Regions from separate parts of the Mus musculus genome. Here region 2 is linked to region 1. A link is a loop called in an ENCODE intact Hi-C map of the cell type or tissue named here. Cell type or tissue: gastrocnemius. All regions are shown on one strand. Each heading gives the region's core, and the rest is flanking DNA. Links, peaks and the distances in the headings are about the cores only.

Region 1 (4,389 bases), core at 314-4,313:
AAGAGGGGATAGCTTGGGAATCCCGCCGCAAGGATTATAGAACATAGGCAAATACATCCACTTTTAGACTCTTATTGTCTCCCATATCTGTTGCCCTTAATAGATGCCAAAGGGAGGTGGGAGACACAGGATCAGGTTTGGCATCTCCTGCTGTGTGACTGAGGACCCAGCTCTGCCTCTTGCTTCTTTAACAGAGAAGTTTATCTTGTCTCCCTGAGTTAGAATGGCAAAGTCATTTGGAAGGGGTATTTTTGTTTGCTGCTTTTTTTTTTTTTTTTTTTTGAGACTGAGCTTCTCTGTGAAGCAAGCATTGGCTGTCCTGGAACTCTGTAGACCAGGTTCAAACTCACCTACTACCTGCCAAGTACTGAGATTAAACGTGTGCGCTGCCGCTGCTGCTGCCGCCGCTGCCACCACCACCACCTGGCTGGAAGTTTTCTTCATGTCAGTTTGCTGGCAGTGCTAGTCAATCAGGCAGTGTGGAGTTGTTGGCTGGGAGAGGAGGGGTGGGCAGAGTACTCAGTTGGTAGAGTGCTTGCCGAGTGTGCATGCTGCTAGGCTCATCCTCAGCTTGCACAGAGTGTGGTGGTACACACCTATAATCCCGGCATGAGAAAGGTGGAAGCAAAAGACTCAGGGGCGGGAGCCTAGAACACATTGAGACCTTGTCTCCAAAAGAAGGTATATATAATTGTTCATCTTGCTGAATGACTTGATCATTAAGGCACAATACAACATCCATCTGTGTTGGGTGGAGAGACTGAGAACATAATCTTTGCCCTCAAGTCACTGATGGTCCAGACAAGGTGGAGCTAATCCCTGGCTGGAAGGCTTTAGACAGTGATTTTGTATAGATGAAGAAAGCATGAGGCCAGACGTGGCAAGGAAGAGGACCCCAGGGGTCAAAGTCATGCAGCTGTATTGCTCCTAAAAACACCTTGGAGCATGTCGCTTTGCCCTGGGAGGGACTGTCATCTCTAGAGATACAGTATCTTGGAAGAGCTTCTTAGGTGGGAGCTTAAGAAAGAAACAAGCAAAGAAAGGAAGCAGTGCCTGGCACCCTCTCCGCCCCCTGCCTGAGTGTCTTCCAGTTAAGCATAGGAGTTCACTTGACTTGGCTGCTATTGGACTACCAAAGGATATTGTTAGGAGCAGTTCAAGTGGGAAAACCCAGGGCTGTGGGGCTGTGGGTTATGGGCATCAGTAGACTTAGAACCTTCATCATGGCCTTATTCTCTATGAACTCCAAACCCAGAGTCCTATCAGCTCTCCTGCCCTAATCACACCTTGAGGTGTTTCCCCCCGACTCTCCCAGCTCGCCAGGATCTGTGGTCTGCTTTATCATTCTTCCCACTATGTCGCTGGGCTTGCTGAACCTGCTCAGCTGGCATCACTTGGGCACTCATGGGGATTCTGCAAATAAAAGGACCTCAGGCTTGGCTCAATGCTTTCTGTTGTCTTGAAAAAATTTGGGGGGTGGGGTTGTTTGTTGGCTTGTTTGTTTGAAACAGAGTCTCTGTGTAGCCTAAATCTGCTTCAAACTCATAGTCCTCTTGCCTGAGTCCTTTGAAAACCTAACTGTTCTACAGGGGAGTGTGCTCCCACGCTTGCTTGCCCTCATCCCCACTGCCAGCTGCCCCTGATATGGTTAGGTGGTATCTTCTGCCCTCAAGCTGACCATCAGCCCTGACCCACTTGGATGCCTTTGTAACCACCTGGAGACCTGGCCGTTCCTGGCTTCTGAGAAACCTCAAGAGTTTCCCCTAACTGCACGCCTCACATCACAGTGTGACCTACTAGAGACAGGTGGTAGTGGGGGCCAGAGGGACAGCAGGACGTGCTCATGACATGAAGCAAACCTACATTCCAAGGAGAGAAGCAAAGAAACTTCTTTCATGACACATATCAAACCCAAGGCCCTGAGCTATGTGCCCAGACATCTAGCTAGGAGTCCAGGGGTTCTAAGACAACCCTGTCCCTGGAGTCCTTCAATCAGACACGTTCTTCCTTCACCCACCACCCACTCTCTTCAAGGGTGGTTGTCACTCTGAAACACAGATCCTCCTCTTTGGCCCCACTCACCTTCTAAAAGGCCATGACCGGCCTTGGCATACTGCCCTATTCTGTCATAGCATGCATGTCCTGGAAAGACAGAACTGGCAGAAAAGTTTAGCATTAGTGGCTTCTCCATAAAACAATGGGTTTCTGTTTTGCTCTGTCTGTCTGTCATACTGGACAAGACAGTATGACAAGGCCTCCTGCATCCCCAGCTCTCCCAAGGAGCACTTCCTGCCCTGTGACAGACACTTGGAAGGACTGCAGGCTTGGCTCAATGCTTTCTGTTGCTGTTTTGAAAAAATTTGGGTGGGCGGGCGTGTTTGTTGGCTTGTTTATCTGAAACAAGAGTCTCTATGTAGCTAAATCTGCTTCAAACTCATAGTCGTCTTGCCTGAGTCTTTTGGGTACTGGCATTATAAATCTCTGAGGTCTTAGCTTGACATTTTTCTTAGGCGTCTGCTGAGCTTCTCGCATTGACTTTATTTTCTGCTCCTCACTCCCTGTCTTTGACCCAGCTGATTACTGGCCCACTTCTCCAGATCAGTAGGTTCAACACTCCCAACTCTGAGTTCTGAAACAACAGTCTTGATAAGTCAACCATCCCTTGTCTTAATTTTAATTTTCTTTTTACATTTGTTTATTTATAGTCAACAGAGGATAACTTGTAGGATTCAGTTCTTTCTTTCCAGCATGCGTGTTCTAGGGACTTAACTCAGCTTTTTAGGCTTGATGGCAGGTGCCCCATTAAGTGTCTCACCAACTACTCTTTTTATTATTTTTAATGACAACTGATTTTGAGACAGGATTTTTTTCCCCTTTGCCTTTTTGAGACAGGGTTTCTCTGTGTAGCCTTGCCAATCTTGGAACTTACTCTGTAGACCATGTCGATCAGGCTGGCCTAAAACTTAGAGATCCAGGTTGGAGAGATGACTCAGTGGTTAAGAGAACTGACAGCTCTTCCTAAGGTCCTGAGTTCGAATCCAGTTAACCACATGGTGGCTCACAACCATCCGTAATGAGATCTGACACCCTCTTCTGGTGTGTCTGAAGACAGCTACAGTATACTTAGATATAATAATGATACATAAATCTTTTAAAAAACAAGAAACAAAAAACTTAGAGATTCGCCTGCCTCTACCTCCTTATTGCTGGGGTTAAAGGTACGCACCACCACTGCCATCTGAGACAGGATTTTTCTAAGTAGTTCTTCCTGTCCAGAAACTTGCTATGTAGATTAAGCTGGCCCTGAACTCAGAGATCTGTCTGCCTCTGATTTTCAAGTGCTGAGATTAAAGGTACGCTCCACTACACCCTGTCCATGTAGACCAGGCTGGCCTCGAAGTCAGAAATCCGCCTGCCTCTGCCTCCCAAGTGCTGGGATTAAAGGCGTGTGCCACCACTGCCCAGCTATCAGCGAATTTTTAATTGTTGTTGTTGTTATTATTATTATTATTATTATTTATTATTATTATTTTGTGTGTGTGTGTGTGTGTGTGTGTGTGTGTGTGTGTGCCATCTGAGTGGAGGTCAGAGAGCAACGTTTGAGAATTCCTTCTCTCCTTCTTCCATGGGTTCCAGGGAGCAAGCTCATCATTTGTCAGTTGTCAGGCATGTATAGAGAGCACCTTTTCCCATCGAGGCTCTTTTGTCCCTTGAACTCAAAGATCACCTTTGATCTCCCACACACTTGCTGGCCATGGGCAGCTACTAAACTTCTTGATGGCTAAGAGCCAGGAGAAGAACCCTAGCACCTAGAGTAGGCATGGCCAGAGGTCACCCCACTCTGGCGAGGTGGGCCCTGGTGGCCCTGGAGGAGATCCTGTCCAGGAGAACCACCATGAGTTCTTTCCTGTCACTCCTCAAATCAGAGGTCCGTGGTGGGGCTTGTCTGGAACCCACACAGACTAGTTCTGAAATAAAGTTCTAGGCGTCAGGAGGGGAGGCTGCCATAGAACAGGGTGAAGCTGGTCTAAGTCTCGCTTCCCTGACCTTTCCTCATAGACGATCACCAGGAGCCATGAACTCATTGTGACCAGAGCATCACAGGTCACAGTCTGTCCACACACAAGTGTCTCAGTTCAGCAAGGGAGTTAAAAAGAGGAACCAAAACTCGCTCAAGCTGTTTCTGGGCTTTACCTGAGTGGAGGGGAGGGTCCCCCCGTTCTAACCACGTGAAAAGTCCCACAGAAGCCCCGTTAGAGGAAGCCTCAACCGAGGGTAACTGGAGGGATCAGAAATGAGGGGAAACCTGAAACCAGCCTTCGAGGGGTTGCATTAGGGAGAATATAGGTTCTATTACTCAGATATCACAGACCGCATTAGGAACATATC
Region 2 (4,389 bases), core at 173-4,172, 59 kb before region 1:
ATAGAGAGACTTTGTCTCAAAAAGAAAAAAAAATTAATTATATGAGAATAGTGAATAAAGATGTATATTATTTTATTACTACTTTGAATGTATTCAGAGGATTGTATTAAAAATATTTCTAGAATAAGAACTCTGTGTAGACAGAGCTGCTTTTTTTGTTTTGTTTTGTTATGGTTTGGTTTGGTTTGGTTTTTTTCTGAGACAGGGTTTCTCTGTGTAGCCCTGGCTGTCCTGGAACTCACTTCTGTAGACCAGGCTGTCCTCGAACTCAGAAATCCACCTGCCTCTGCCTCCCAAGTGCTGGGACTAAAGGCGTGCGCCACCACTGCCCGGCCAAAGCTGCTTTCTTGACCTGGCCAAGCCTCCAGGACATGTTCTCATCGGTAGCTGGGGTCTATTCCCTGTATGTACTCCTGAAGGAATCTTTGGTAAAGGAATTAGAATATTCTAATAGACCAGGCAGCAGCAAGGTTCAATAGCCTATGGCTATGACCCATAAATAATGATTACAGAGGGGTCTGGCCCAACGAGTTACAGTTTTATACTTGAGGTAGTGTGATGCAAAGATGCCAATTATCGTCCTCCCCCAGAGAGGATTAGTAACTGGGGGAAGAACTGGGTGTAGAACTGGGTATGTGGCTCATATCTGCAATCCCAGCATCTTCAGAAGATCGTGCAGGATTGTCATGAATTCAAGGGCAGCTTGTGGTACAGAGTCTCTCAAAATTAAAGGAGAAACGCACGCACGCACGCACGCACACGCGCAGGAGGAGAGAGTTTGTCCTAAGTAAGCTCTACCCAAGTACAAAGAGAAGTGGGAGTGGATCAGGAGTATGGCAGGGAAAGACATGAAAATCTCACACAAAGTCTTTATTAGTGGGGGCCGGAGAGAGGGCACAGAGGTCCGGAGTAGAAACTGCTCTTGCTGAGGAGGACTCCAGTTTGGTTCCCAGCACCCAGATCAAGTGATTACAACCCCTTGTAGTTCTAGCTTCTGGGGATCTGATGCCCTCTTCTGGTCTCTCTGGGCAACTGCACTCACATGTACATATCCACACACATACATATAATTAAAAGTGAAAAAAGAAAATCTTCAAAAGTGGGTTTTGGAGATGACTCGGTGGGAGGTGGGAGATAACTTACTGTAAAAGCCTGAGGACTCAAGTTCAGATCCTCAGCATCCATGGAAATGTTGGTCTACTTAGAATCCCAGTGCTTAGGAAACGGGTAGGATCCTTGGAACAAGCAGCTGTGCTAAACTAGTCAAATCCTCAAGTTCTGTGTTCAGCAGAGAGTCTCTGCCTCAGTATATAAGGTGGGAATGATCTGGAAGCTACTGGACTTCAATGTCTGGCCTCCACACACGTGTGTTCCTATACACATTCACACACATGTAAACATGTATGGATGCACACGTATGTATGCCCCATCAAAATGTTTAGAAGTTGTGGTTGTTTGAATAAAAATGGCCCTCATAAACCTTTAATCCCAGCACTTGGGAGGCAGAGGCAGGGGGATTTCTGAGTTCGAGGTCTGCCTGGTCTACAGAATGAGTTCTAGGATAGCCAGGGCTACATAGAGAAACCCTGTCTGGAAAAAGAAAAAAAAAAAAGGCCCCCATAGGTCCATAGGGAGTGGCTCTTTCAGGACACGTGGCCCTGTTGGAGTAGGTGTAGCTTTGCTGGAGGAAGTGTGTCCCAAGCAGGTGGCTTTGATGTCTCAGAAGCTCAAAGCAGGCCTAGTGGCTTACAGTCTTCCAGCTGCCTGCTGATCCAGATGTCGGACTCTTGGCTACCTCTCCAGCACCATGTCTGCCTCTTTGCCACCAAGCTTCCCACTAGAGTGATAATGGACTAAGCCGCTGAACCCTGCAAGCCAGCCCTAATTAAGGGCTTTCCTTTCTAAGAGTTGCCATGGTCATAGGGTCTCTTTCCCAGCGATAGAAAAGCCAAGACAGAAGTGTAGAATTCTGGGACATTTGATATAGACATAAGTTGTTTAACAAATTTATCCCGTGTCATGGTTACTATTATCTATTTTTAAAGTTTTATATGTCTGTCTCTCTTTCTTTCTTTCTTTTTCTTTTTCTTTTTCTTTTTCTTTTTCTTTTCTTTCTTTCTTTTCTTTTTTTTTTTTTTTTTTTTTTTTTTTTTGAGACAGGGACTTCATGTAGTCCTGGCTGGCTGGAACTCACTATGACTGGCCTTGAACTCCCAGAGACCTGCCTGCCTCTGCTTCTTGAGTGCTGGGATCAAAGGTGTGTGCCACCATGGCAGCCATTGCTGGTATTTTCGTGTTAAGCTCGCTTGACCTAAAAATATACTCACACTGCTCGTGGCTCGTGTAAGATGTAACCACGCCCCTCGCCGTAAAGTCAATCATCTCTTCGGTTCTCCTTTGCGATTTCCTCTTTAGTAGGGTGTGTGTTGGAAGAACCGCAGCATGACTGACCAGCAGGTGCCTGGCTTTCCTGTTGACAGCGACTATCCCAGCAACACGTCACACTTTCCCCATCAGCAACTGTCAATAGAGACACCTGTTGCTTCAGTGGATTCCAGGGATTCTGTTGAGAGCAGCGGTTCTCAACCCGTGGGTCGTGACCCTTCCACAGGGGCCACGTATCAGATATCCTGCATATCAGATATTTACATTATGATTCAGAAGGGTAACACAATTACAGTTACATAAAACTGTAATTACAAAATTACAGTTATGAAGGCACAACAAAAATAATGTCATAGGTGAGGGTGGCTACAACATGAGGAACTGCATATAAAAGGGTCTCAGTATTAGGAAGGTTGAGAACCACCGGTCTAGAGTCACATCTACGCCCCAGCCCCATTATGGTGTAAGATGAAATCCTTCCCCAAGTTAGAAAGTTAGGAGGGAAGGAGAGAGTGAAGGAAAGACAGAAGATTGTTCACACGCGAACTTTCCAGCTTTCAGTTGCTCTTCAGTAATCTATTTCCTTCACTGAGCTTCATGATAGCAGAATCCAATGAGTAGCCCTCTTGGTACATTTACATGCCCTATGCTACTTAGATACCAAGGGACAAAAATTACTTTTACACAGCAATCTAATAAGGAAAACATAAAATCCCTGGAAACCCTTAAGTAACCCTAATGTCACCGATCAATCAACATGAGCCCATAAACTAACTTGGGCTTTTGGAAGCACTAGTCTCTGCTGCGAGAGTTTGCTTTGCACACTCAGTGTGGAGCTGGAGGCAAGTAATCACACAGCTATCCACACTTTCAAAGGTGCAGCCGGCCCAGGAGTGGGCGATGAGCAGACAGAGTCAGGGAGAAGAGCATGGAAGAGCTGTAAAGGGTCACACAGCTGTGCCTGTGGGCAAAGCTGGGGGTGGGATCCTGCAGCTCAATTAGAGGAAATTAGTTGTGTTTGTTTCTGTTTCTATGACAACCAAAGTACCTTAGAAACAGGAAATAGGCCAGGTGGGGGAAATAAAGAGAAACACAAATCCTCACATTACAACACCCTTAATGGGCCTTAAGACAGCCGATTGTAGACTTTCCTAGTTAATGGTTATAGAAGCCACTGGTTTTATGCACATACTTAATCCCAGCATTTGGGTGGCAGAGGCAGAAGGATTAACGACAGTATCTTCAGCTACAAAGCAAATTGGAGCCCAGCCTAAGCTATATGAGACTCAGTCTCAAGAAGAAGGTGGGGAAAAAAAGAACAAGAAGAGATGGAGGTGGCAGTTGGGTCACCAAAATGAATCAGTGTACTATGGCACTTTCGGCCAAACCTGACAACTTGAGTTTGATTCCCCAGGACCCACATGGTGGAAGGAGAGAAATGAGTTCTGCACGTTGTCTTTGACCTCCATGTGCAAGCCTTGGTATCAGAGCGTGGGTGCACGCACACACACAACGAATAAGTGTAAAGCATTTGTATTTAGTGATTTAGATATTTTCCTCTGCAATCTTAGATTTATTTTATTTTGTGTAAATGAGTATTTGCCTATATATACAGAGGTTCACCACGTGTGTGTCTGGTGCCTGCAGAAGCTAGAAAGAGTGTCAAATTCCCTGGAACTGGAGTTATGAATGGTTGTGAACCACATGTAGGTGCTGGGAACCAAACCTGGGTCCTTTGTAAGAGCAACAAGTGCCCTAACCAGAGCCATCATCTCTCATGATTGGTACACCTATTTTTAGAAGATTTGTTGTTATCTTTAATCATGTGCATGTGTGTATGCTGGGCGGTATCAGCTCCTCATGGACCTGAATTACAGACAGTTGGGAATCGCCACCCGCATATGGGTGCTGGGAACTAAATCTGGGTCCCCTGGAAGAGCAGTGTGTGCCTTCAACCACTATAGTGAGCATGAAGGTAGGTGCGTGTAGTTAGTATAACAAAAG

What was found. A loop is a pair of places that touch in the nucleus more often than their neighbours do. Peaks named below come from ENCODE experiments on the same cell type or tissue, not always from the same donor. Only the 100,000 strongest peaks of a DNase experiment are listed, where the experiment ranks them.
Region 2: it touches region 1 in a loop (2.8-fold over the local background); 13 of 42 quality-filtered maps call a loop at or near these places.

Annotation. Positions count from the first base shown.
Region 1 is chr9:44,521,865-44,526,253 of GRCm38, reverse strand. All of the region lies in intron 1 of Cxcr5 (chemokine (C-X-C motif) receptor 5), which reads left to right. Among named protein-coding and RNA genes, the nearest start is that of Cxcr5, 2.4 kb to the left of the region's middle. In gastrocnemius, for the core only: no CTCF peak of the experiment used is centred there; a DNase peak (open chromatin) is centred at 2,188.
Region 2 is chr9:44,580,628-44,585,016 of GRCm38, reverse strand. No RefSeq gene overlaps it. Among named protein-coding and RNA genes, the nearest start is that of Ddx6, 22 kb to the left of the region's middle. In gastrocnemius, for the core only: no CTCF peak of the experiment used is centred there; no DNase peak of the experiment used is centred there.